Regions from separate parts of the Homo sapiens genome. Here regions 1 and 2 are each linked to region 3. A link is a contact called in ENCODE Hi-C data. All regions are on one chromosome and are shown on one strand. The core of a region is the stretch at or near the end of the contact, and the rest is flanking DNA. Distances in the headings are between cores, read along the strand shown. Region 1 has its middle 99 kb from the start of LINC00342. Region 2 has its middle 91 kb from the start of TRIM43. Region 3 holds the start of LINC03052 (long intergenic non-protein coding RNA 3052).

The links. Hi-C counts contacts between places; a loop is a spot of excess contacts on that map. Pooled maps may share reads with other maps.
Region 1: a loop to region 3 is called in a map of heart left ventricle, with 7 times the contacts of the local background. The contact joins the enhancer-like site here to the promoter of LINC03052 in region 3. A Hi-C loop is called at or near these places in 5 of 168 maps with a recorded cell type or tissue (Calu3, PC-9, dorsolateral prefrontal cortex and 2 more) and 17 of 50 pooled maps.
Region 2: a map of PC-9 shows a loop between it and region 3 (4-fold over the local background). The contact joins the enhancer-like site here to the promoter of LINC03052 in region 3. A Hi-C loop is called at or near these places in 2 of 168 maps with a recorded cell type or tissue (IMR-90 and PC-9) and 6 of 50 pooled maps.

What each region holds. Positions count from the first base shown.
Region 1 is chr2:95,725,835-95,729,894 of GRCh38, reverse strand. No RefSeq gene overlaps it. Among named protein-coding and RNA genes, the nearest start is that of LINC00342, 99 kb to the left of the region's middle. Within about 2 kb of position 2,259, at least 2 of the 41 ENCODE cell types and tissues checked have a DNase peak (open chromatin) inside an H3K27ac peak, as active enhancers do.
Region 2 is chr2:95,681,339-95,685,240 of GRCh38, reverse strand. No RefSeq gene overlaps it. Among named protein-coding and RNA genes, the nearest start is that of TRIM43, 91 kb to the right of the region's middle. RefSeq lists an enhancer at 1,472-1,972. Within about 2 kb of position 2,505, at least 16 of the 41 ENCODE cell types and tissues checked have a DNase peak (open chromatin) inside an H3K27ac peak, as active enhancers do.
Region 3 is chr2:95,525,497-95,529,155 of GRCh38, reverse strand. It overlaps LINC03052 (long intergenic non-protein coding RNA 3052), which reads left to right and starts at 2,402. Exons shown (of 1, transcript NR_182300.1): 1 at 2,402-3,659. It also overlaps the pseudogene ANKRD33BP1. RefSeq lists an enhancer at 1,863-1,992 and a silencer at 2,133-2,422.

The sequences.
Region 1 (4,060 bases), core at 1,010-3,509, 200 kb before region 3:
TCTTCTGATTTAACTGCTCACGAGTAGGGCCCAGGCAACAGGATTTTGTAAAATTCCCCAGATGATTCTAAGGTGCAGTGATACAGTGTGAGTCCCTGCTCACAATTTCTGGGGAAGCTCCAAGCATGGCCCTTTGCACATGCTTGCTGCATTTAAGGAAAAGTCCACACACAAACACACAGAGCCTCACGAGGCACTTCAAACTAGTGTCCCTTTTCTTCAATCCTCCCAGTGGTTTCCATTGCACATGGAGTGGACTGGAAGGCTGTGTCTGTGACTTGGCCCCTGTCTGCCTCTCCTTCCTCATCTGGAAGGCACTCTCCTATTGCAGACCATGAGGCATCCCCCCCGGCCTTCATTCTGCTCCCTCATCCTGGTGACTTCCATCACAAGCCTGACTTCTGTGCATCAGTCAGCCTGGGCTTAAACATCCCAGGCTACCCCAGCTGAAACAGGTCTCCTCCCCAGTCACTCCATTGCATCATCTTGCTTCATCGTCATAGTATTTCACACTATCTGAATTTACTTTGTTTTTTATCTGTATAAATTTATTTGTTGCCCATCTTACATCCCCCTCCCCTCCAACACACACACACACACATCCAGTAAAGTAAGCCTCAAGAGGACAATTCTGTCTGTTCTTTCATGTCTGTATCCCAGTACCTACTGCCTGGGAGTACACCTGGAGCTCAGCAAACACTCACTGACTAAATGGTTGCATTTTCCCCAGCAGGATGTACAGATGAAAAAAGACCAGAGGATATCAAATCTCACCACAAGGTGGGAGCATGCGTCCAGTCAATCGAGAGTTCCTCTGTGCTGCGCAACAAGAGCACTTGGAGAGAAATCGTCAACATAGGGCGCCTCTGGCTTTCCATCCTTCCATATCCGTCTAAATAACTCACATGCTAGGAAGACCAGCCATCAAGCCAGACAAGGAAGTGGGACTTCAAATTTCCCCTACCTAGCCTCAACTGTTCTCTGTTTATGATGGACACATTAATATTCTTCCAAAATATCAGCATCATTTTGAAACTGGCTACAAAATACTTTAAAAGGAAAGATTCCACATGTTCCAGAAATAAAGTGCTTGAAATACTTTTGATGATGAGGATAAAACCCAGTGTTTTAAGAGGAAGTCAGCTAAGGCTGGAGATCTGGAACCCTCTGGCTTACTGATATTTATTGATCAACTACTGTATGCCCAAACATGTTGTGTAATAGTTGATCAGTAACTACTAAGTGTAAACAAACTTTGACACTCCTTACCACAAATAGGCTTTAATAATAATAAACTAGTGAAGTTGGTTGGGCACAGTGGCTCACGCCTGTAATCCCAGCACTTTGGGAGGCCGAGGAGGGTGGATCACAAGGTTAGGAGTTCAAGACCAGCCTGGACAGGTCTTTTGTATTTTTTGTAAAATACAAAAAATTAGCCAGGTATGGTGGTGGGCACCTGTAATCCCAGCTACTCGGGAGGCTGAGGCAGAGAACTGCCTGAACCCAGGAGGCAGAAGTTGCAGTGAGCCGAGATCATGCCACTGCACTCCAGCCTGGGCGACAGAGCGAGACTCCATCTCAAAATAAAAATAAAAGTAAATTCATAAAGTCCTTTTTTTATATAGATTTTTCCCACGTGTTTGGGAAGACAAAATGAACATTTGAAACATGAAGCAGTAAAGTGCTCAAATTTGGTATTTTGAACAGTTAAAAGTTAAGGTAACAGTAGTATGCTGTTGAAGTATGCTGAATGAAGAAGAGAGCAAGCAGCTTGGAGAAAGAAAATCAGAGTCTTCTGCTTCGGGTCTTAGTCACTTTACCTCTGAGCACCTGATTTGGGGGCGAAGCCCCCAGAACCACATATGCTTCATTTTCCTAGTATCTAACACTATCTGCTCCATGCCAGTTCATTGAACAAATGAATCCATTTGTGGAGAGGGAATGATAATAATATTAGCTTCTGTGGCTAGGAGGTTTAAATGAGATAATGAAGCCAAACAGGTTTTGTAACTCATAAAATGCTACAATATATTGTATATTATGATTAAATGCTAATCATACAGCCCAACAATAGGAGAGCCTGAGGCAGGCATGGAGGGGTCATTGTCCACCAGAGACCTGTGGGAAGGCTTCTTAGAGACGGGAGAGGGGCAAAGCTCTGGAGCATACCTCTCCACTTTTCTCCATCACGAGCAGCCAATCGGCATTTAGCAGACTTCAGCAGGCAGCAGGAATCCCCTTGCCAATCTTCATGGAGAACACGGGTTCTCATCTGGGAACAAGTCCATGCTCCAAAGGCCAGAAATGCTTCCCTCTCGGCCAGATTCTCTTCAAATGGCAGAGAGTGACTTTTTCAGCAAATTGGATCTAATAATATTCCTGCCAGGACCCCTCCTACCCCCACCTCACACATTAACATCCTAGGAAGAAAGGCTCTGGAGCCATTCAGAATCTTATTATTGCCACTATAATTATTATAGTTATGACTATGACAATTATTATAAGGAAAATCACCCAAATGTAGTAAGGCAAAAAAAAAAAAAAAAAAAAAAAGAAGGTGACTTCATGGCTATGAACAGAGTTAAAAGGCCAGCAGATAAACAGAAATGTCAATCTCTCTTCTGCCAGGCCACCTCCAAGTGTGTGGGGAAGCTGGGTGTGTATTGCAGGGGTGCAGGGGAACTGTACTATGGGAGGAAGAAGGAAACTTCTCCTTCCTGTCCAATACTTGCCTGTTCTCCTTCCCAAATGTCTCTGGCAGCTCTCATTTCCTCTCCATCCCTTCTTTGACTGCCTGAACTCAGGCCCTCGTCACCTCTTGCCTGTACTATTGCAAGACCCCCCTCGCCCACCTCCCAGCCTCTGGGCTCACCCAGTCTCTCTAGTGTTGCCCCAAAGGATCTTTTTCAAATAGGTGGCATCATGACACTCCTCTGTCAAAACCAGGCGAAGCTTCCCACGGAAAATATGAGAATATATGTGGAAGTCTTCTGCATGGCTTGAAAGGCTTCAGACTGGTGCTATTATTTGCATGTTTGTGTCCCTCAGAAATTCACAAAGTGAAGGTGTTAGGATGTGGGGCCTTTGGGAGATGATAAGATCATGAGAGTGGAGCCTATGGGAATGAAATTAGTGTCTCATAAAAGAGGCCGCAGAGAGGCCCCTCACCCCCCTGCCATGTGAGGACCCTGCAATAAAGTGCTTTCTATAAGTCAGAACACAGGCCCTCACCAGATATCCAATCTGCCTTGATCTTGGACTTCCTAACCTCCAGAACTATAAGAAATATATTTCCGTTGTTTATAAGCCACCCAATCTATGGTGTTTTGTTATAGCAGCGTTGTGTAGCAGCCTAAACATGCTAAGACAACTGGCCACTGCCTTATCCTATGGAGCCCACAGGCAGAAAGACAGATTCTTGGCTCCTGCACACACATCACCCATTCGCATGGTTTATGTCCTCATTTCTCGTAGTCAGTCAAGTTGTTCTCATAGCCTGGAAGTACCTGCTCATCCTACCATCTACCTTTTGAAGTCTTTCAAACCTTGGCTCAGACCACCTGTTTCAAATATTTCTCAATGTTGGAATTATCTTCTCCTCAGCCTCTCCTAAGTATGTTATTTGCATTTAAGATACCCACCCTCAGATTTGGGCTACTAAGTTCACATCTCTAGCTCCCTGAGCCTGCAACCCCTGGGTGTCACCTCCTCCTCCAATATTTAGCATTAGTGAATAGTTGGAGCTGAATAAAAGCCCGGTGAGTTGAAAGTATGTTTTATTGCTTTACCTTGACATGTTCTTGCAATGATTCTGTGGGGCGAGCACATCACTGTGATGACCATGGTGCTGCACATGAACAAACAGAAGCCAAGCAACTTGGCCTGGGCCAGACACCCAGGTGATGGATCCATGCATACAGCCTAGCTCACTACAAAGGAAGCAAGGGTGGACCCACTCAGAGTGGGATACTGCACTGGGGAAGTGCCTGGGGTGACTCCATGAGTCACAGTATATAACATAGTGATTAAGAATCCAGGCTCTGTATCTGAATCTCAGTTT
Region 2 (3,902 bases), core at 1,256-3,755, 160 kb before region 3:
TTGTTATCCTCACATAACATAGTTAACACCAATCAGAGGTAACTTCACCCAGTATTATAACTTGACGCACATTTGTTTTGTAAATGTTTTAGGAAGATTTGAGCTGAATAATCTTTTTCTTTAAATACCATATATTTTTTGATTCTTATGGCTGAAGGCATATCCACTTCCTTTGCTTCCAGAACATTCCAGATTACCCTGGCTTGCAGCACTGGTCATCTTTGAAAATCTACAAAGTTCTAGAAAGGCTGATCTAGGCTAGGAACTCAGAGCAGGCCCTGTAGAATTGTCAACTATTAAAATATGTCACATCTTATGCTTATGAAACTAGGAAAAAACATAAATCACACTTTTATAACTGACTGCTATGGTCTGAATGTGTCCCCCAGAGTTCAAATGTTGGTAACTTAATCTCCAATGCAACAGTGTTAAGAGGATGGATATTTAAGGGTTATTGGGCCTGTCCTCATTAATGGATTAATGATGTTATCATGGGAGTTAGTTATTGAAGGAGCAGGTTTCTGATAAAAGGGGTGAGTCTGCCCTGCTTTCTCTCTTGCTCCTTCCTGCTCTTTTCCCCTTCCTCCTTCCCTGGTAGGATGATGCAGCAAGAAGGTCCTCACCAGATGCAGCCCCCCAACCTTGGATTTCCCAGCCTCCAGAACAGTAAGAACAAAAAAAATCTTTTCTTTATAAATTACTTAGGCTGTGGTATTCTGTTACAGCAACACAAAACAGACTAAGACACTGACTATGATAAAAATGGGATGATCTGGGCTGGGTACAGTGGCTCACACCTGTAATCCCAGCACTTTGGGAGGCCACGGCTGGCGGATCATAAGGTAAGGAGATCAAGACCATCCTGGCTAACACGGTGAAACCCCGTCTCTACTAAAAATACAAAACTTTAGCTGGGTGTGGTGGCAGGCGCCTGTGGTCCCAGCTACTCAGGAGGCTGAGGCAGGAGAATGGCGTGAACCCAGGAGGTAGAGCTTGCAGTGACAGGAGATCGCACCACTGCACTCCAGCCTGGGCAACAGTGCAAGACTCTGTCAAAAAAAAAACAAAACTCTGAATAATGCAAAAGTTAGGAAATCTTGATAATAGCAAAAATTTAGAAACAATCAAAATGAACAAAAATATGTGCCTTGTTAAAAAAAAATCATCCACAGAGCATACAAACCTATAATAAAACACTGTAACAACTTAAAATTTAGTTTTAGAAGAAATATTTAATATGATATAAAAAGGTATTTGCAATTTAACATCGAATGAAATAAAGCAGGTCAAAACAATGTTTATAATATGACCTTGTGTTTTAATACATGTATATTTTGAGATTTAGGATAAATTCCAAATTGTTTATAGTAGAATAACAGGTGATTATTATTTTCTTCTATGTTGCTTATCTCTGTTGTCTCAATGTTTGTTGGAAAAAATAAGTGTATTGCTTTCAAAATAAGAGGGAAAAAAAGTAGTCTGGAAAATTGTTTTCATTGCACATCTGTGGGAGTTGAAAATTGAGCCTAGAGCTTTTAAGACATTCTTGTATTCACGCATCTCAACAAATAATACTTATGGCCTAAGGTAAGCTAGCCCTGTGGTACTGCAGAAAAACCAAAGACCCACTACTTGCCCTCTGACAACTTATAGTTCTGCCACCCAGACAAGAGAAAATCCTTGTCTGGGTGACAAGGATTCAATCCCTGCCTTTGAGGTGAGAAATGAGGGCTCACCTCTGCCAAGGGCCTCTGAGGCTTCCACAGCTCCTTGGACTGAGGTTGGAGCCAGCACTGCCTTCTGTGCCCTGAGGGTCCCAGGGGATCAGGGTGTGGCTGAAGTAGTCTGGGCCTGCAGCTACTTCCTCAAGTCCACTCTCCCACCCGGACAGCCTGTCCCACTGCCCTTGGACACCCACCTCGTCACACTCTTCTGTTTCTCCCCTTCCCATCCTCTCTGTCAGGTTTCTTCCAGGCCACCTCCAAAGAGACCTGCTGCTCCACCCCCAATCTGTTGCTTGTGCCTTACTAGAGGTTTCTACCCTTTTCAGCGCCACATCCCAGGGAAGGAAGAAACATGCTCCAGGGCTGGAAGTTTGTCTTTGAGGGGAGGAAGTTCCCTGGAGTCTGCAGCAGATGGGGGAGGCCCCAGTGGGGCGCACGTGGATGCATTTCTGGGAGGAAACCAAGTACCATCCGCTCTCGCTCGCTCCCTTCCAGTGTTTTCTTCCCCCGGCGAGTCTCTTAATTTTACTCATTTATCTTAAAGAGCTCCGTAAGCGCCGTGGGCTCTGGTACGGGGTGGGGGGACGCACGGGGCCTCCGACACCCGACCCCCACGCCTGCTTCCCAGAGGAGCCGTCCAGCGCGGACCAAATCTCATTTTCCTACAAATAGTTTGTCAGAAGCAGGAGGGCAAGCACTAAACCACGGAGAGCGAGAGCGGAGAGAGAACGGGGAAGACTGGCGAGGGGAGGGCGGGCCCGAGGGGGCGGAGGGAGGGTTGGCTGCGCAGAGGGAGTAGCGCGAGGGAGGGTGCGAGCGGCGGGGAGGGGCGCAGGCCGGGGAGAGACAAACGGAAAAGGAGGGAAGGAGATCGAAGAGACAAACAGGAAAACACGAGGGAGGATGAGAAAGGGAGAAGGAGCCAGGGGAGTCCAGGGAAAGGAAGCAAAGGGAGAGGGAGAGACTGAAGAGAGGAACGGAAAAGACTGGAAAAGATAGCAAAGGGTGAATCAGGAAGCAGAGAAGGGGAAATGAGAGGAGAAAATGAATCCAAAGAGGATGCGAAAAAGGAGGAAGGAGAGAGGTCTGGTAGAGAGGCAGACCCGGAAAAGGAACGTGGGCAAGGGGGTGCTCCATGTGTCCTGAGCCCCCTCTATGCCCTGAGCCACAGGGGTGCCTGTAGTCTGACTCCTTGACCCTGTCTTCCCCATCCTTATCCCTGCTGCCTGCTCTCCGTGGACTGATGCAGGATGCAGATAAGGATGGGCTCATCTTGGTCCACTGTTAGCCAGCCTAGGAGACAGTCATTGCAGTGTGTGTGTGTGTGTGTGTGTGTGTGTGTGTGTGTGTGTGTGTGTGTGTGTGTGTGTGATGGAGACAGGGAGGGGAACCTGCATACCAACTATTATGATGAAGACATGCGTCCTTAAGCAGGCTACTTCACTCTTCTGAGCCTCAGTTTTCTGATCTAGAAAATGGGAACAATAATCTCTCTTTGCAGTCTTGGGAGAATTGAAAGAGATGACCCACAGGAAAAGAATCTACCACAAGGTGAAGGCTGTTGGTTAGGAAACGCAGCCTCCCTTGAGTTTCTGTGTGGGTGAACCTGGCTCCTGGGGCCCCACGTGGGAGTGCCAGGCTTCAGAATCTGCACACTGCTTCACCACCCCCGCAGCCTGTGATCCCAAGCCAGGCCCTCTGATCCGGCAGCTGTCAACACAAGCACACTCCAGTGCTTTCTGCTTTGCTGTTGGCCTCCCTCGGGAAGCTTTGAACACTAGTGAGATCATCATTGTCAAACTCTCTGGGCTCTGGTGCAAGGGCAGTCAGATAAGGAGGAATATGACGTGCCAACCCTCCTCTTTGGTCCCCAGCCCCCAGCCTCACCCTGCTGACCTCTGGCTCCTGCTTAGCTCAGGAACTGTGGGCTCAGAACAAAGTTTGAGGTTCTGCTTCTCTGATTCACCCCTTTCTCCTTCCTGATTACTGGCATGGAGCCAGGCACTGCAGGACAGAAATCAGGTAACTTTACAGATGGGAGGAATGAAGTGGTGCTTGTAGGGGCCTATGTTGTGCTGGGCACCAAAGTAAACTGCATGAGGACAGGGACCTTGTCTGCATGGCCCACAGAACTATCCTAGCACAGTGCTGGCACATGTTGGTTCATGAAATGAATGA
Region 3 (3,659 bases), core at 1,153-3,652:
CAACTTCCCATGGCAGAAACAGGAAGGAATGTCTGGCAACCCACCAAGGGTCAGACGCCACATCAGCCTGAGCAGAAGCTGCCTGACACTGGCTGTTCCAATGACAATTAGACGTTCTTGGGAAGGTGGCGCCCTTTGTGGGAGCTCAGGATGGGTGTCCTGGAAGTGCCACTTAAATGGCACTGAGGCCTCTCAAAATCCCTGTGTTAGAGCTGCAGCTCTCCATGTGGGCTGCAGTGCAGTCACCTATGGAGCTTTAGGACAGGCCCAAGGCTCAGTTCCCTGGGCCAGTGCCTCAATAACTTTCGCAGTTCGGCTTGGAGAAGCGAGCCTGGGAGACCACGTGGCACTGCCTGGCTGGGTCCTGGGCTGACAGAGGTGAGCGTGGGGCTTGTGGTGACTTGGTAATGCTGTGAATTATGTACGTGTGGCAGGAAGGTGCCACAGTGCTAAGGCCCCGCATCTTGGAAATTCCATAGGGTCCACATGAGGATGAACTAAACACCAAATGCAGTCCTCAAAGGAATAATAAAACAAATACCCACATAAGGGAATCTCTGGAACTGAGTCTGGAAGAGGGGGCTGCCTGGTCCACTCCAGGAGAATTTGCCTAAAACAAGTTTGCTTCTCATTGCATTCTCTTTGCTTCTTCTAAACATCACCTCCTCTAGAGGTTACATTACACCCCATTCCTGTAATTTACATCATTCTGGGCTCCTTACTCTTGTTGCATCCTTTTTTACATTTTAAGGATGCCTAGATTCGATTTACTTAAGAGCATATACGGCTTAATTTTATATTTCTGGTAATCATTTATTACATTTCCCCCATTTTATCAAATGACACATTTTTCTCATGTCTATTTTAATATGTTAAAGATTTTTGTATACAGTTTATCTAAAACTCCTTGCTTAAAATGAGTTTAATTCTAGCAATACAGACATGCCTATCTCTGCATTGTTTTATAATTTGACGATAAATGTTTTTCCTCAATATATGACTGTATTGGATAATACTTTTTAAAAAGATACAATAAAATCTGATCTCTCTGTCTCACTTGATCATGTGGCTGAACCAGTCAATCCCTCCATCAAATAGAAATATCCGGCATCACTTAATCTAATTAATAAAAACATCCACCCATGATGAGAAGACCAAAGCAAACAGCCCAAAAAGGAGAGAATCCCATGATTTCTGTGTAAAGTCCTACAGATATCATAAATATTTATTGCTGGAAACAGTGTTTTAAATAAAAGGTCTTCAGGTAAGTGTATAAAAACTTCCTTGGATACAAGGGACCCTATCACTTGTAAAACTTGGCAAATTGGACAACAATTAAAAATACAAAATTACACAGAAAATATCCTTTAATAAATTGATTTTTTTTTAATTGAGACGGAGTTTGGCTCTTGTTGCCTAGGCTGAAGTGCAATGGCGCCATCTTGGCTCCCTGCCACCTCTGCCTCCAGGGTTCAAGCGATTCTCCTGCCTCAGCCTCCCGAGTAGTTGGGATTACAGGCATGTGCCACCACGCCCGGCTAATTTTGTATTTTTAGTAGAGATGGGGTTTCTCCATGTTGGTCAGGCTAGTCTCAAACTCCTAACCTCAGGTGATCCGCCCGCCTCGGCCTCCCAAAGTGCTGGGATTACAGGCGTGAGCCACCGCGCCTGGCCTAATAAATTAATCTTTAAAAAAATCTTAATTGAGGTTCTCTAAAGGGAGCCTTTTAGGGAACATGCCCCCTAGGTGTACTGATTGCTAGGGTGGCTGGTGTGAAGCGAATCGATGTGGCTCCCCCAGCCCCTTTCTGGGAGCATCCTAGAGAGACAGCGTGGAAACGCGCGCTGCCCGGTGGTCCCGAGAGCTGCCATGGTGCCCAGCCCCGCGGCCTCACCCAGCCCTCAAACCCCGTGCCAAGCACCCGCGGACTCTCACGTCCTCTTCTTCCAGGGCGGCGGGCGCTTCTCCTGCACCTTGGCCTGGCGCCTCTTCTCGGCCTCCTCCGCCTCCCGTTTCTCCTCCTTGGCCACCTTGTAAGGCCACTTGGGTATCCGCAGGTGGCCGCTGCCTTTATGCTGCCCTTCCGCGCCGGCCTTTTGGGTTGGAAGGTGGGCGCGGGCACCTTGCTGAGGCGGACCTGGGCACCACCACGCTGGGCCCCAAGCTGCTCTGCTGCAGGCACTGCAGGGGCAGGAGGCTGGCCGTCCGCGGGGCGGGGGCGGCGGAGCCCCAGGACCCCGGCAGCCGGGCAGGTGGGAGGCCGGCTCTTGGGGAGGCCTTTGTGGAGCCAGCGGCCGCTAGGCCGAGCGGCTTATGCTACTCTGCGCCCTCCTCTTCGCCCGCCTCCTGCGCCTGCCTCCCCCCACCCCTCGCCGCGCCGCCGGAATTTCCTGCGCCGCCAGGATTTCCTGCACCGCCAGCCGCCTCTTCCCCCAGCACAAGGTGCTCTCGGGGCACATAGTCTGGCACGCGAGGGCCCCGGCGGGGCTGTTAGAGGCTCGTGGTCATCCTGACCATGTGGTCCAGGGCGCCCCGGTCCTCTGGGCCCCGCATGGAGCGCGGCGTCAGCGCGGACAGCTCGCAGTCCCTGAGCCTCTGCAGGCAGTTCTTGGAGCCCTCGGGCTTTTGCGGCCTCTCGGGGAGCGGCGGCAGCTCAAGCTGGTACTTTTTCCCCAACAGCTCCCGGCAGGGGCGCTCCAGGAGCCTCTGCATGAGGCGGACGTATAAGTGGCCACTCCTCTGGCGACATCCCACGGCGGGGGCCCTCGCGTGGACACCCGCCCCTGCTAGCTCAGGGCTCCGATGCGATCCGTTCGACCCTGCATGGCGGCTTTCAACCCGAACGCGTCCCTCCTTCAAGATCAAGACCCTGAACGTAGTTCAACAAGTAGTTGGTGATGATAGCGTGCCCTGACTGGGCCAGGATAGCCTCTTTAGTAAAACAGCCACGAAAGTCATGAAACAGATGCTCAGCTCCTTTCTTCATTTTCACTTTAATTCGGTGATGCCTCTGTGTCTGTCTGACGACATCTCTCCTGGGGTCTGTGATTCTGCTGATGGTCTTCAGTGCCTACTGAGAAGGGTTCCTGGACATCATCAGGTATGAAAACCTCAAAGCTCTCGGTCCTCAACGTGAGAACCCTGGGCCAGCGGCATCAGCCTCACCAGGAAACCTGTTCTTCTGCTCATTCTTGGGCCCCACCCCAGGCCTATTCAAAGAAAGACTCCAGGGGCAGGGCCTGGCAGCCTGTGTTTCCACCAGATCTGTGTTAAAGCTCAAATGAACCAGCCCACGTGATGCTGACCAGGAAGCACAAGGCTGAGAGCCAGTGTCCAAGGCAACGGTGCCCATGGGGCCAGAGGCAGCTCCTGCCTGTGCAGCTGTATTTAGGGCTGCGTTCCCCTCCCTGTCCTGCCAGTTGACGTCAGTGTGGGGTTACTCAGCTAAGGCCACCACGGTATATCCACAAAGCCGTGGTAGCAGGCGACATTAAGGCTGGTCCAGCCATTGTGGTCAGTCTCCTGCGCCTTCTCAACGCTCACCCCTCGCCGCACCAGCGTCCGCAGCAGCCCCATGCCTCCTGGACGCCCTCCTCCGGGACGCTCTCCAAGCCCTCGACGCCGTGCTCCTCCTCGTCCTGGAAAGGGTACAGAGTCG